Regions from separate parts of the Mus musculus genome. Here regions 1 and 3 are each linked to region 2. Evidence: chromatin loops called from intact Hi-C (ENCODE). Cell type or tissue: gastrocnemius. All regions are shown on one strand.

Region 1 (5,000 bases), 920 kb after region 2:
CTCTGGTCTGTGGCCACCTGCACTCACATATACATACCATGTGTGGACACACACACATAATCAAAAGTAACAAAAACTAAAGTAGCTTTTTAAAAAGAAACAAAATTAAAGATTTCTTTATTTATTCTCTTCTGCCACTACAAATCCAGATACCTATAGCAGGATCCCCAAGAGACAACTTTTGCATGACAGTTGTTTCATAAAGGTATCATTTTAAGGAAACTGTCTCATTTAGAGTGTTTAAACTTATTTTAATTGTGTGTACATATGCCTGGGTATACTCATGTAAGTGGAAGTGCCTGTGGAGTTTAGAAGAGGGTATTGGATCCCTGGGAACTGTAGGTATAGGTAGTCTTGAATTATCCAGTGTAACTGTTGGGAACTGAACTTGAAAGAGCAAAACCTTCCCTTCACCACAATGCCATCTCTCCTGACCCAAAGGGATTCTCTCTCTCTCTTTTTTTTTTTTTTCTAAGTTTCTTTGTTCTGTGAAGGCAGTGTCTCAGGTAGCACAGACTGACCTTGAACTCACTCTGACCTTGAAACCCTGATCCTCATGCCTCCTGTTCCAGAGTGCTGGGATCGGGGCCCCATACCACCAAATGTGTAAACTGCAGTTTCTCTTCTTCCATGTTAGATGTTGGTTAGCTCCTAAGAATTCTTTGTTTCTTTATTGCCATAGGTTTGACTTTAAAAACAACACAATGCATAATCTTGACTGCACTTGATGTGGTTTTGAGCTACACTGGGATCCCCATATTGTACCCTTGAGAACTAGGTGGTCCAAAGGCCTTCTGGGAGCAATGACTCTCTTATTTCTAGCAAAGTGATGTGGCTTGGTGAAAGGAGCAAGGTTTTTCCACCCAGCTAGTTCATACTGGCTGTGCTCAAACAGGCCCCAACCTCAGCAGCCCCTGAGGTGGAACTGACCATGGACAGCCTCTATCCAGCACGGTTAGGGCAGCAGATAGATAAATCACCCGAAGGTAGAAGCAGACCCTGTCTCCTAGGCAGATCTGTGATATCAAGAAGAGGGATATGTGCACGAGACCAAAATAAAATCAAACTAGGAATACTGCCAAATTCTTCCTCTGTCTCACACTTGCTCTCCTATAAAGCCACTCTGTTTCCCTGGGTGGAGAAGTACAGGTATCTAAAATGGCCTGTCTCTCTTGATGGGATCCTATGGCACAGGAAAAGGTTGTTAACCAGAACGGTTAGCAGTATACCTACGCACTAGCTGGCAATTATTTATTAGAGTGGCTTGGCTCCATTTCTCAGACCCACTGTGGAAAAGAAAAAGTGTCTAGGAAAGCCTCAGTTCTGGAAAATGAGAAACAATAGCTTTAAGTATGTTTCCCCTAAAGTACACACAGGGCATGCCTTACAACCGAGAAAAGCTATCAAGAGAACTTAGGGGCTGAGCCAGAAAACTAGGAGTCTTTCACTGGTTCCCCAAGCTTCTTGTTTCTGGGTATGGGGAACTGTCCCTTCCAGGGCGCACCAGTTGATCACTCAAGTGTCCTAAGTGTGCCCCTTATCTCACCCGACCCAGGGCAGATTGGTTAAATACAGGCTTCAGCTTCGCCTGGGCTAGCCAGGCAAAGGGGTTCCTCTTCGGAAAGAGACAAGGATCTGGATCTCCACAATTTTGGCCTGGTTTCCCTCTTATGTCGACTCGCCAAGTCCGGCGAGGCGCCTGTCCGTTGGACTCCAGGACTAGGGTGGCGCGGGGTCACCCTGAATCTAAGGCTTGCCCAACATAGTTGGAATTGGCAAGGATGCGCCCGATGCCTGGCGCAGGGAGGCGGGGACACGCGCTCCGTGTGGCACATCGCCAGGGCTGCCGCCCCCCCCCCCCCCCCCCCCCCGCCGCCGCCACTCTCGTTCCCCTAGCTTTACCCTGGGCGCGGCTATCGCCTAGACCTTGCCTGCAGAGGGCCAACGGCCTCACGACTGCCCCTTCCGCTCGACTCAGGCGTTTGACTCCCGGCCTTCTGGCACGCCCAACCAACCCACCCGGAGTTCCAAAGGGTCGGAGAACCAAAGAGGAAGCTAGGGGCGACTAACCGGGGGCGCTCCGGGGCTGGCTCTCTGCACGCAGGGTTGGCGCTGCGGTGGGGCAGGGAGGGAGAGGCTGCGTTGGAGGCGGGGCTGGTAACCAGGGCCGGAAAGAAGGCTGGACTCTGGAGCCAGTGGGTCCTGCGCGGGAGCCCAGGAGGGAGATCCGCACAACGGACAAGCCTCAATTCAGCGCCCAGCCCAGACATCCAACGCAGAGTCCTGGCCTAGGGCACCAGTGTCCTGAGCGATCTTTCTCCCTGAATGACCCTAGTTTTTCAGCCAAAACCTTTGACCAGAGTCTCCTTGCCAGCATTCCCAAATCTTTGCAACCCCTTGTACCAGGTAGGAGTCAGTCTCTGTGGTGGCAGTATGTCTATAAATGCCACTTCCCAGAAGGCGTATGACCTTTTCACCTTACCCACCAGCTCCTTCGGAGGTCATTGAGCCCGGTATATGTACTTGATCAGAAGCCTCAACCAGTTTATGTCCCTGGGTGTCCTTGCTATTCATAAACCAAAGCCACCTGCTGCAGTTCTCGGAAAGCCCTCGAGGATGGAACCGGACTACATGGGGGAGGGGAGGCACTGGGCAGACACCAGGGACGCACCTCGTAAGTGGGTGGCGTATGAGGCTGGAGGATCAGTAGACACAATTGCCTGTAATCTAAACCTGGCACTAGGAGACCCTTGCAAAGATCATCCTGTCACCCTCACAAGGGGTCGTTGCCAGTCTTATCCTTCCCTCGGTGTGCACAGAAATGGGTCCCTCGACCCCTGATTCAGATTCTTGGAGTTCTACGTGGCTGGTCTGCGACTGTTGGCGGCTGCCCCCTAGCTGAAAGGCGCGCCACCATCCATCCTCCGAGCTCATGTAACCCCAAAGAAGAGGGGACCAAATCTCGGGGAACAATGCAGCCTGAAGCGTCAGGGGTGGGGATGGGGGTATCAGGTACCCATCCTCGCCTTTATGCACGGCGAGGAGACCTTGTTCCGCTGCAGCCAGGGTCCGTGCTCTAAGAAAGTCTGCCTATGCTTTACGTGGCAGACTGGGTCACAGTTCTCTAAGATCAACAGCGTGTCTCGCAGAACAACCAAGGCGTTCTTCTTTTAGTCTAAGTCCTACTCGGAGCGTCCTGGAGCGCCCGACTGCTTCCTGCCCCAAACCTCAGGCTGACACCCAGGAAGTGAAAGCGGGGACTGACAGCGCGATCCACGCCTCCGGGGGCGCCGGTACCTAGGGATTAGGAGTTCCGTGAAGTAGCAGCTAACCCCGGTCTCTCGGAACTCCTTGACTCCAGGATCCTCGCCTACACGAGCAGCCTAGTTCAGTTCTGGGGTGCAGAGATCTCGTCAAGGTAGACTAGCCTGCCACTGGGGCTGGTACCACTTGTACTGCCCCTTCTGACACACATACGTGACCTTGCGCTCTGGGCGCAGACAACCTGCTCCCTAGTGACCTTCTTCCCGCGGAGAGCACAGCAGGGTACCCGGAGGTGGGGTGGAGGGGGGAGCCCAGAGGACCAACCGGGAAAGCACGCGGAGAGAAACTTGTGTCTCTGAATCTCCAGCCAGGCAATCACTGGCAGAGCTGTGCGGGGAGGGGGCGGGAGGAAGGGAGGGAAGGGCTCTGGGAGGGAGGGGGAGGTCGGAGAGAGAGGCGGGTGCCAGTGGAGAAAGTCCTTGCTCTCCCGCTCATCTTTTCATTGCTCTCTCTCCTTCCCGCAGACAACCCGGACCTCCTCTGGGCGCCAGCTCCTCGGCTCCAACCCGTCCAGAATCAAGCGGGATTTTTTTTTTCTTTCCCTCTAGAAATTGGCTTTGGTGTGTCGCCCGCCCTCTCCCCTCCTCCTCGCAACTCCTCCCCTCTTTTTTTTCCTCCTTCTTCTTCTTCCTGAGACATGGCCCGGGCAGTGGCTCCTGGAAGAGGAACAAGTGTGGGAAAAGGGAGAGGAAATCGGAGCTAAATGACAGGATGCAGGCGACTTGAGACACAAAAAGAAAAGCGCTTCTCGCGAATTCAGGCATTGCCTCGCCGCTAGCCTTCCCCGCCAAGACCCGCTGAGGATTTTCTGGTTCTTAGGCGGACTTAAGAGCGTTTCGGATTGTTAAGATTATCGTTTGCTGGTTTTTCGTCCGCGCAATCGTGTTCTCCTGCGGCTGCCTGGGGACTGGCTTGGCGAAGGAGGATGGAGAGGGGGCTGCCGTTGCTGTGCGCCACGCTCGCCCTTGCCCTCGCCCTGGCGGGCGCTTTCCGCAGCGGTAAGTGACAGCCGGAGACGGGAGCAACCAGAGTGCCCGGGGCTGCCGAGTCCCCTCGGGCGAAGGGGTTCCAGCCCCAGCCACGGGACTTCCAGCCCCAGCCACGGGACGCGCGCACGGCTGCCGGGCGCAGGAAACTTGCCTGCGCAAGGAACGGAGAAGTCAGGGCGTCTGGGGCAGGAGGACCACAAACCCTCGGCCCCCTGCTCCAGTTGGTTGCTGGCTTCTCCTGCCTCTGTTTCGAGACAGAGCTGCCTACCTTCCCAGATCAGCACACCAATTATCTTAATAATGTTTCCTCCCAGAGGCAATTAAATGAGACTCCCTTTCAAAAATCTGATGGCTGCTGAGAGTTAATGAACACTTCACCGGGAGGACTTCCTGGTTCTCCTCAAAACACCCCTGCTCGGTTTCCTCTGGTGGGCGACACAGAGAGATAGCGGTCAGTCTTGGCGCTGGAACTCTCCGCTGCCTTTGTAAACCGTCTGTGATCAGTCTGAAGTATGAATGAAAGTCGCACTGTCAATAAAGGCTTTGGATCTATTCAGTGTGAGGTACCAGCGTGTCTGAGAATTCGTAACCCTGTTGCAGCTTCCAGTTGGCTTTTAAAACCACTCACTGTTAAGTAAATGAAAGGCAGTCCTGGGTATAAACAGTGCCTTGGAACATAAAGAGTGT
Region 2 (5,000 bases):
CTTTTCCCTTGAACCCTTTCACTAAGTCTCCCTCTGGTCCTGCTCTGCAAAGCTCTCCAGCAGTCTCCATTCTGATGCTTTCACTCTTCCAAGCCTATGCTGGGCCCATGGGCTTGCTGTCTGCTCTGTTCGCTTTACTGCCTAATCCTGTGCCATCTAGTCCTCTAGTGCTGGGGTTCTGCAGGACCTGTCCTCTCTCCCCTTCTCTTACATTTTTGGTTTTGAGACTCGCCTTTAAGGGCTGAGCCATCTCTCCAGCCCCTTTCTTCCCTTCTCTATTCTGTTTTCTTCCTCATTTTCAGTAGCATAGAGAGTAGATGTTATCTGGAACAGAGCCTTCAGGTTCCCAGGCTAAGGAGAGGACTCCCAAGTTTATACCTTTAATTGAGGCACCTGCTTTGAGCTCTGGATGGGCAGTACTCTCTTTGACATTTATGCTTGGGTATGGGCTGGTGGCTGCAAGACTCTGGTCTCTGTTTGCCCCCAGAGCTGTATATCTGCCTCTTCCCTTTGCATGGCTCTCTTCTTCTCTTGATTAGCTCCAAAGCGTTGGGACAACTCTTAATAGCAGTCCTTATATCAAACAGTAGGCTTGTGAATATGTAGAACCTTGTTCTAGCCCCAGTCTATTAACCTGAGGATTCACATCTTGTGTGGGTCCCACTGTGGCCACAGAAGGCAGCTTGTCAATGACTAGAGTCAAAAATGGAGGCTGCAAGAAGGTATCTATGGGGCAACTTTTGGAGTTGACTGGGGAGTGGAAGTAGAAGGCCTGAGTATTTTTGATCTTTTGGCCCATGCCTGCAGCATGTACCCTTGCTGGTTTGAACAATGCCCATTACAGGTGGAAGCTAGAAACTGTAGTAAGTCCATCAGCAAACACTCTGGCTTTCCACATCACCCTGTTCCCCACCCCCAACCCCAGAGCATCACCTGATCTGTGATGCTAATCTTTCCTCTTCTACATCCCTGAAGGCCATCTATTACTGGCCTCTTCCTCTCTGACATCACCTAGCACCAGAACCTCTTCTTTCTATCTTTCTAACCCCCTACCTGAATATCCTTCCCACCTACACACACACACACACACACACACACACACACACACACACACAGATGGCTTCACTGTTAAATCTGTGGTATTTTTGCTTTACAGGGTGGTGGATCTAAAACTGCAAACTGCACTCAGCTACATTGACACTTCCTGCCACACTTCTTGTTACAGTGTCTCTTTTCTCCTTTCCACTGGCTGGTGCCTATGAGTAACTGCTTCCTTGGGTTAAAGTTGACAATGGCAGAGAATGTTAGATTCTTCACCTGCCTTGAGGAAGGACAAGGGTGAAGCCTTGGCCGACTGGTACACAGTACCCAGGAATTCTAACAGAAGTTAACTGAGCATAACTCCTTTCTCGACTTCCACCTTTGTGCTTACGGTTTCTTCTACAGCCTTTGGGGCAGCTCTACCCAGTTCTCTGGGACTGTTCAGAGTGCCTGACCTCTGAACAGCCTCTCCTCAGAGCAGCCATCAAACATTCCCCCAGAAGCCAGTATAAACATACCCCTGGTTCCTGGATCATTAACTGTAAGTGGAGTTTTACACCCTAAGCCATAAAGGGTAGCCTTCTAAGCAGGACTTTGCAGATCCAGGTGCTGGCAGAATTCAGTCACTAGCATCAGAACCACACTAAGCAAGATGGCACTCCCTACTGCATTCCTGAGCTGATCTGTATCACCTGGCACTCCTTGACCTCAGGATGATGGCCTTGGGAGCACCTTCCTTTAGCTGGCTTTCCAAAATTCCCTTTTTCATGTATCTCGTTCTCTGGCCAGTGTTCCTAGCTACTTCCTAGAAACCTACACCCTTGTCCTTTCTCATACGGGTCAACTTCTTTTAAACCTAGACAGTGGCAGCAAGTATTGAGCAACCCAGACCAGTGTAGTAAGCAGTAGACGGGTAATCGAGACACTCTTGTCTGAAGGAACCATGCATTTGTGGCAATGCCAGTGCCACCTTTGGAAGAGCATCCCATTGTTCACATCTGCCTTGCACATGTGTGTCCTGGCACTAAGCAGATATCCTACAGGGTATTTCCACTTTATGTAACATGTTGCATGTCTGTTACATGTTATGATAGATGTTTTCTTCTGTGTCCAGCCTTGCACAGAAGGTATCTAAGCCATGTGCATTCCCACATGTTGGGCTATTCATAGCACCCAGGTCTTAGGCTGTATGCTCCAGTGGTGATGGATTCAAGCATGATGTAATGCTACAGTTGCCACATGAGGGTGTTGCTAAGATTCAAAGCATCAGATTCAGAAAATGAGGTAGGATCCTTCCCTCAAGCCAAGCACCCTCAAAGGGTGTGAGCAGCCACTGCGGCTTATGTCAGCATCAGGTATTTTTCTCCCTGGATGGCAATTCACACATGCAGGCACACATGTGCCTTGACAACAGGGGGTGCTCTGGAGCTGTTACAGTCTCCTGCAGGGCAACCTGTAATGCACATGCTGCCGCTGTGTGAACTCAGCTGGGACCTAACCCACTCCTGCAGCTCAGAATCTTCAGGCACTCCTAAATGAGGTGTGGTTTGACAGGGCGATGACAGCCACACCTCCTTACCCTCTCTTTCCATAATATTTATAATATTTATATTGTGATTAACTGCTCCCCACCCCCAGGCTCTCTATCTCTCCTTATGTAACTATTTTCTGTCTTTGCAAAAGAAAACTAAGGGGATCCAGGGATGTGGCTCTGTGGGCCCACACTGTATCGATTGAGCATACATGTAGACCTATTACTGGGAGTGGAGGGCGGGGGTGGGGTGGGGATGAAGGCTGAAGGATAGGAAGGTCAAAGTCACCCTACACTACAGGACCCCCCCTTATCTCAGGAAGAGAAAGATGACATCATATTCTTGGTCTCCATAGTAACAGATGGGCTGGGCTGAGTGGACTGCGAACACCTGTCCTCCTGTCATTCCTTCTACTCATTGCTCGTTTCTGTTTGGTGACAGCACTGCTCCTGGGTCCTGTTTCTGGCTTTGTAGGGCACATGCAGGCCATGACTTCTTTACGGGAAGAACTTTCCTTGGGCAGCCTGCTGCAGCTGGCATTTAGCGGCCATTGCCTGCTGAAACTGGTGTACATCTGCTGAGAACATTATTTTCCCTAACCCATGTAATCCTCGCCATAATCCTAGAAGGTGCTATTTTTAGCTGCATTTTATGGGTAGAGAGACTAACAACACCGGGGCTCAATAAGTGACTTAACTTGCCAAATCACTCTGTGAAGTGGGGGTGGTGCACACTGAAATCCAGCCAGGTGCCAAGCTGGCCAGCCATTTTGTCTCTTTTGGGGACCATGCTGCCGGACCTGTGCATGGGCCACAGCTGCGGTGAAATCCACCCCAACGCTATTGTGTGTGCTGCCAAAGCAAGTGTTCCTGTTCTAGCTCTGAGCTACAGGAGTTTGTGCCCTTTGGTCCTGACCAGTTTCGTTTCTGCCTGATTTCCTCACTGTTTTCTCTCTATGCCTCCGAGCTCTTTTGTTATCCCCAAGTTATTCTTTTCTTTCCTCCCCCACCCAGCCCTTTTCTGGGATAGAACCCAAGGCTTCCTGCTCGCTAGGCAAGCACTCTGCTGTTTGCTTACACTTCCCCAGCCCATCCTCCAAAACTGAGCATAAGGCTCTTGTTACTGAATCAAACATACCTCCTCTCCTAAGTGACTGTCCTTCATGTGATGACAGAATCCCTTCACCAACACTGACGGTAAGCACAGCCTGCTCATTCTCTTCCTACTGTTCAGGATAGTCCCACAGAGCTCTGGTGCCAGTCACAATGCTACCAGCCATTTACCCCATTCCTTACGTGCACTTTCCTGCACCTCAGACCGTTCTCCACCTCTTCTGTTCTTCGCTCTCGAAACAAGTATACAGTCATCCTTGCCTGCTGCTCAGAACCTGTCTGCACTCCTTCCCCCAGGGATAATTCTACCTTGGCTGTCTCTGCCTGCCCACCTGATGCTGACTGTGCAGAAGAGCATGTTGCTCCTCTCAGGCTCCGCCCACGACAAGCTGCTGTACTCAGCACGTCTCCTGCTGAGGTTCTCTCTGGAATCTTCAAGCCTCACCTTTAGGGTCCAGGGAGGTGGCTAAGTGCTGGAGCATTTTTTTCTACCATGTATGAGGTCCTGGTTCTGTGTCTAGCCACTGTCTGTTTATTCGGCAACTCTTAGCCATTCCCTATCCTCATAACTGGTGGGAACCACATCTCAAGGTGAACTTTTAAACCTCAAGAATTTCACTTTTTTTTTTTTTTAATTCCAGAGGGTGGGGAGTAGTTTTTATGCTTAGTTCTGGAATAGCCCTGAGTCTGGCAGGCACCTTCTCCACCACTGGACTACATGCTCCAAAGCCTTTTTCCTGTTTTGCAATTACAGATGATGTCATCTTTCTCTCTCGGAGGGTTGATTCTGATATAGTTACTTATAAGAAAACAATCATGGGTGCTAGTAGACTGAAATTGTCCTCGTTTTGTTGTTGTTTGTTAGTCTAAGGCAGGGCTTCTATAGCCCAGCTGTCTTGAAACTTACTATGTAACCACTATGTAACCTAGGACTTTGACCTTCAGAGCCTGCTGCTTCCATCTGGGAGTACTAAGAGACAGGCATGTCCCAACCAACAAACCAGGTTCTCTTCAGGGCTGACGATAAGCCCCTGGGCTTGGCCCTGCTAGGAAAGCCCCTCCCAGCAGAGACACATCCCCACCCGTTCACCTGTGAAGCGTTCCCTGGGCAATACAGCAGCTCCTGGACATTGATTGGAGTGTGGTGGCAAAGTAGAAGTTGTCACGTCTGCAATCCTGCCACTGAGCCGCCCTGGCTGTAATGAAGGAAGGTTGATCACTCTCTGGCCAGGCTTGGTTTGGCATGCCCTCCCTAGGGGTGTGGACTTGCAAATGAGCAGCCAAACCACTGAGCAGCTGCCTGTCAGCACTTACA
Region 3 (5,000 bases), 250 kb before region 2:
CTCCAGAATGTAACCTCCTGCATGGACCTGCCTGTCACTCGACCCATTGCTTCCTAGCATGTGAGGGATGAGAATGCCCCCTGGACATGTGTCTTGTGAGCTCTCTTTGTTGCCGTGTGTGAGGAGATATCAGGCTGATACCCTGATGATGTTCACCGTGAATACCACACAGGTTAATAATGGTGGCACACTGCTAGGGCATATAGAGGAAGGCTAGACCATGCCAGCTTGCCATTGCAAGTGCAACATTCTACCAAAGGAATGGGAAGCGTTTGCAGTTGTAGAATGGGAAGAGATGGTTTGGAGGGAAAGGAGCATTAGTCTTCCTGTAGATAAGGCATGAAGAAAGAGCTTAAGGAAGGTGTTCGGGGTAGTGGGCCAGCTAGCATCCAGTATCCAGTGAATGCTTGGTGACTTGGGACTTAGCATAGTTCAAGGCTTAGTGAGGCATTTTGTGCCTATGATGATTGTGGTGGACTGTAGACATAGTGCATCTCAAATAATGGCAGGCAGGGATACATGTGGCTCCCGAGGGATGTCAGGACTGAGTAGCTCGAGGTATAGGGTCTGCTTTGGAAGAGGCTAAGGGAGTTTGTCCTTTGATGAGGTAGCATTCTAACCAAGTCCATTCAAGGTCCGTGCAGGTTTCTGATAGGGGCATTTTGAAGCCAAGGGGCAGGTGTTTGTATCTGAGAGTAATAAGGTCTGTATTTTGATAGCATAATTTGGCTCACTGCAGACCACTGAGCATCTAAAATGCCAGTGAAGAAGGCAGGAAGGAGAGGAGGATGACTGTGTTAGCTATAGAGAGGGGGAAGAGCAGACACAAAGACCCCATGGGTAACAGCACTCAGGACTTGGCCACTACAGCAGGCTTAGGTGTTGGGGTAGACATGGCTACCATGGCAGGCTTGTTGGTAATGTTGGAGGTGGGTGAGGTATAGGAGAGCTAGCTGATGTCTCAGGGGTTCTCCTTCCTAGATGCAATGCAACCTTGGGAGAGCCCAGGGTCCTGACACACTAACACATGACTCCTTGATCTGGCAGTAAAAGCCAGGCTTAAAGATTCAGCCAAGTGCAGATGCCTCTGCTCTCTGCCCTCCCTCACCCACTGTCAATCATCTCCAAGATTTCTCCTCTAAGATGCTGCCTTTAAACTTTGTTCTCTAAAGTGTCACCTGGGTCTCAGATGGATAGACAGCTGTAGGAAGGCCTTGGTTAATTTTGACTAATCATTAGCTTTTCTGCATGAGTACCAACATAAGCAAAGTATTGGAGTTCCTTTAAGGATAGAGCATATTCCTGATGAGGAGGCCACCTCCTAGAAGAACACAAGGAAGCGAAAGCACCCTTCTATCTCCATCAGACAGAATTAACCATAAGTGTTTGCATGATGCAGATATGGCAAGTGTATAGGAAAACTGCACGAAATGAAGGGGTAGTCTTAACGAAAGTGTCTTTACGATTTTCGCATATAATTTGGGGTGTCTTGCTTGAGCACAAGATGCACTCAGCCTCTCTTTATAATCAGGAAACTGTTTTATGTTTATTAAATATATCACATTCCCTTCTTTTTCTTTTAATTAAAAACAGTGCTGTATTAAACGTATCTCACAATTCCCTAACTAGCAAGGGAAATGGTGCGTTATATAGAGTGACAGATGTTGTCAAATTGTCCTTTATAGGAATGCCATTTTCCTGATCTTTTTTTCTTTGAGGCATGGTTTGTCTATACATCCAAGACTGGCCTTGAACTAGCCATCCCACTGCCTCAGTCACCCGAATGGTAGATTTACAGGCGTGAACCACCATGTCTGGCCTCAGATACCCCTTTAAAGGTCCATATTATGTTAACTTCTATCTTCCCAGAGCACAGAGGCCTTGTAGAAGATCTTTTGAGGATCCTTGTGTTCAGCCTGTGTAGCACTTTGCCTGTAGTCTCTGCATCTTGAAATGAACAGGTTTGCTCAGTTCCCTGGGATCCTCAACACCTGCTGGCACCTGCTTGCTTGTGTGTGATTTCTATACAAGAGGATTGTTAGAATGTACGTCTGCTCCTTAAAGAGAATTGTGAGAGTGTTTGTGGAGGGAATATCACAGCCTGTTGTCTTTTGTTTATATATGTGGTATGTGATGCCCATTGGAGGCAAACCATGTGCTTGATGCATTATTATTTATGTCCTTAAAATCCCCCATAGCAGCGCTCCTTTTTTGAGTGGTCAGGGTGAGGGAAGCTTGAATGTGGTTTTCACTGCCTCAGGTGTGGTCCCTTTTCTACTCTATTAGGAACAAGGTTTCTAGTGTGTGTGTTTTCTGTGTTTTGTTAAAGGAGTGGCACTCATAACACACACCCATTCCGGAGGCATGCTTCTGGCAGAATCTTCATCTATCTTCAGGCCTGGCCATTTTTAGTTCCAAAGATAAGAATTCCAGAGCAGAGAGAATCTGAGATATTATGCTAATGGTGTTCCGATCCTAGGTGTGGTTATAAACAGTCTTCAAAATGACTCAAGTCATGCATCTTTCCTGCTGCTCAGAACTGTGAAAGAAACCTTTATAAAGCATGTATATGGTAACAAGGGAAAGGATGTCTTTGGATGGTTCATAACTGATTTCTGAATCAAAGATAAACATCCTTAGAGCTCAGCTTCACACATGATTTTGTGGCTGTTGCCCGGAGGGAAGTGGCTGGGCAGTTTTGTGGTTTACCTGGAGATGGAAGTCCTTTGTTTTGCTGTTGGGGCATTTCCTTCATGATCCAGAAGAGGTCGCTGTATGCCTGTAGTTGAAGGCTATTGCTGGATGATAAGTGACCCACGTCTGCATACTTTCGGGACGGAGCTGGTCTGTTTTGTGAAGATAGATTTTATTTTAAGATGTTGTCATAGAGGTTTCTGTAAGTGTTCAAACAGCATTGTGAGGCGTCTTTGGAGAACCCAGGTTCCCGCTGCCTGCCTGTTCTGACTAGAAGAGACTGCTTCGAAAGCCCCTTGATACCTACCCTACTTGGTTCCTCCCCTACAGACTTGATTTGACTTTTACGAAGGAAATCTTGCCAGTGTGAACCTATGGGTTAATTTTGATTTTTGATGTGTAACCTCCAAAAGCAACTCAGGCTTGTTAAGTTTTATTTATTTCAGAAAATTTAGATATTTCTTTACGTGCTCTGAATCCTGGAGAAATGGCTGCTGTACCACCTCCTCTTTTTGCAGACAGGCTCTCGCTGTTTTTCCCACTTTGGCCTGAGATGTGCTGTGTTGGAGCCCAGGCTGGCCTTGAACTCGTGATCTTCCTACTCAGCCTCTCAAGGTGGGAGTTTGTGCCACTGTTGTGTGAATATGGCTGCATCTTAGAGCACACATCCTAGCTAGAGGGTCCACTCTCTCCCTGCCCACCCTCCACTGTGTCTTAGGAAGCATCACTCTGTCCTCATCACCTTAACAAATGTTACGTTCTGTAGACCTGCCCTTGCTAGTGTTCTCTTTTCTTAAAGCTGCAATTAATTTGTGTATATGTTTATACACGTGTGTGCTTGCTGATTTTACTCTGGATTTTTCTTACGTGGAGGTTTTGAAAGTGAGTAGACAGGTCTGTAGTGACATGCCAGCAGAGTTGTTTTATACCAATCGAATAACAGGGTACTACTAAATCTTTAGAGGTGATCTCTTCATCATTTCCCCCCATTCTGTTTAGCCTTTTCTCCTGGTCCTCCCCCCTTTCTGCTCTGCTTTGAGTTACCACTAGAGGGCAGCGCAACAACACATCATTCTGTGAGAGCCTCCTTGTTTCTCAGTTGGCAGGTGTGAGGGACACTTTTGAGAACAAAGCACATTATTACTGAACACCTAAAACCCAGTGGCAAAGCAGCACAGTGAATTCAAACACACGATATGGAAAATTCCCAGCATTCCCGTGGCAGGGCTCTGGGGTAAGGCTTCACACACAGGGCCACTTGCAATCAAGAATGACACTTGTGGGTGGAACGAGCCTTAATGCTAGTGGGTACTGTCATTGTACAACTTCAAAATGCGTGTCAGGCCTTTGATAGTGATGGTTTTTTTTTTTTTTTTTTACTTCGTTTTAAAATCCACCCTTTGACTTGTTTCAAGATGTCAAGATAGGAAGAGTTAGCCAAGAAAAAGCCTGTGCATAGCTGGCTTCATCTTTGCCTTAGAAAAGAATGAGAAAGGAATTCAAATAAAAGATATGTCGATTAATTTATGGGTCTCGTGAGAAGCCGTGCTCACGGAGCCCTGTCCAGCAGGGTTGTTTTACTTACCGTTCTCTGGAGACAAAGCAGTCACAAAATGAGGCCACTTACTATGTAAGCCATTGTAGCTCTCTGCAAAGCACATGGGCACACTTTTAAGGTTATTTTGTATCAGTGGTGTGGAGCTTGCTTTGCCCACACCCTTGGTTTTCAGTACCATTATTCCCTCCTTACTTCCTCTATTGCTACATTTAGGGTTTTGAATGCTTAGCTTAGTAAGCAGTTGTCTCTATGTTGGTTTCTATGTTGGATGACAATAGAATTACTTTGTTCTTCCTGATTTTCACATATGACCGACTTTCCTCTGACTGCTGTGGACTCCTGTCTTGCACCTGTGTCCTGGGTTCTCCGCCACAGCACTGGGATCGCACCTGGTCCTGCTTCTACTTGTAGATCCTCCAGCACGCAGGCGAATTAACACAGACAAAGCCCATTATGAGGCAAACCATTTATTCTACTAATTGGTTGGCAATATTCATTTTAATGGGACCTGGCATGTTAACTTCAGCTGTGCTGACTGACTGACTGAGAGGCAGTGCGGGCCCGTTTGACCTTCAGTTGTCAGGCTCCTCCATGTCCAGTGGCTGCCCCGGTTAACTTATACTTATGGACTCTCACCACTGGCCCTCACAGACTGGGTGATGATATTTGGAAGACAGCCGCCAGCGCTGACTGAGAACTAGAACACTGTTGTGGTGGAGCTCAGCTGGGAGTTAGCGTGAGGCTGGGA

What was found. Hi-C counts contacts between places; a loop is a spot of excess contacts. Peaks named below come from ENCODE experiments on the same cell type or tissue, not always from the same donor. Only the 100,000 strongest peaks of a DNase experiment are listed, where the experiment ranks them.
Region 1: it touches region 2 in a loop (7-fold over the local background); 15 of 42 quality-filtered maps call a loop at or near these places.
Region 3: a loop joins it to region 2, with 4 times the contacts of the local background. A loop is called at or near these places in 5 of 42 quality-filtered maps.

Annotation. Positions count from the first base shown.
Region 1 is chr8:128,355,311-128,360,310 of GRCm38, forward strand. Nrp1 (neuropilin 1) reads left to right here and starts at 3,763. Exons shown (of 17, transcript NM_008737.2): 1 at 3,763-4,322. The coding sequence starts at 4,250. It overlaps A930035F09Rik (a long non-coding RNA gene), which reads right to left and starts at 2,927. Exons shown (of 3, transcript XR_879381.3): 1 at 2,071-2,927. Mir1903 (microRNA 1903) reads left to right here and starts at 3,931; the gene lies at 3,931-4,010. In gastrocnemius, CTCF peaks have their summits at 1,964 and 2,910; DNase peaks (open chromatin) are centred at 1,786, 1,893, 2,663, 2,875 and 3 more places; H3K4me3 peaks cover 4,204 bases; H3K27ac peaks cover 4,448 bases.
Region 2 is chr8:127,436,313-127,441,312 of GRCm38, forward strand. The region is part of intron 20 of Pard3 (par-3 family cell polarity regulator); the gene reads left to right. LOC115486907 (a long non-coding RNA gene) reads right to left here and starts at 4,973. Exons shown (of 2, transcript XR_003947489.1): 1 at 4,776-4,973. In gastrocnemius, a CTCF peak has its summit at 2,454; DNase peaks (open chromatin) are centred at 2,473, 3,355, 4,016 and 4,908; H3K4me3 peaks cover 3,805 bases; H3K27ac peaks cover 3,216 bases.
Region 3 is chr8:127,187,778-127,192,777 of GRCm38, forward strand. The region is part of intron 2 of Pard3 (par-3 family cell polarity regulator); the gene reads left to right. Among named protein-coding and RNA genes, the nearest start is that of Pard3, 130 kb to the left of the region's middle. In gastrocnemius, CTCF peaks have their summits at 2,755 (motif pointing right) and 3,737 (motif pointing right); DNase peaks (open chromatin) are centred at 2,773 and 3,756.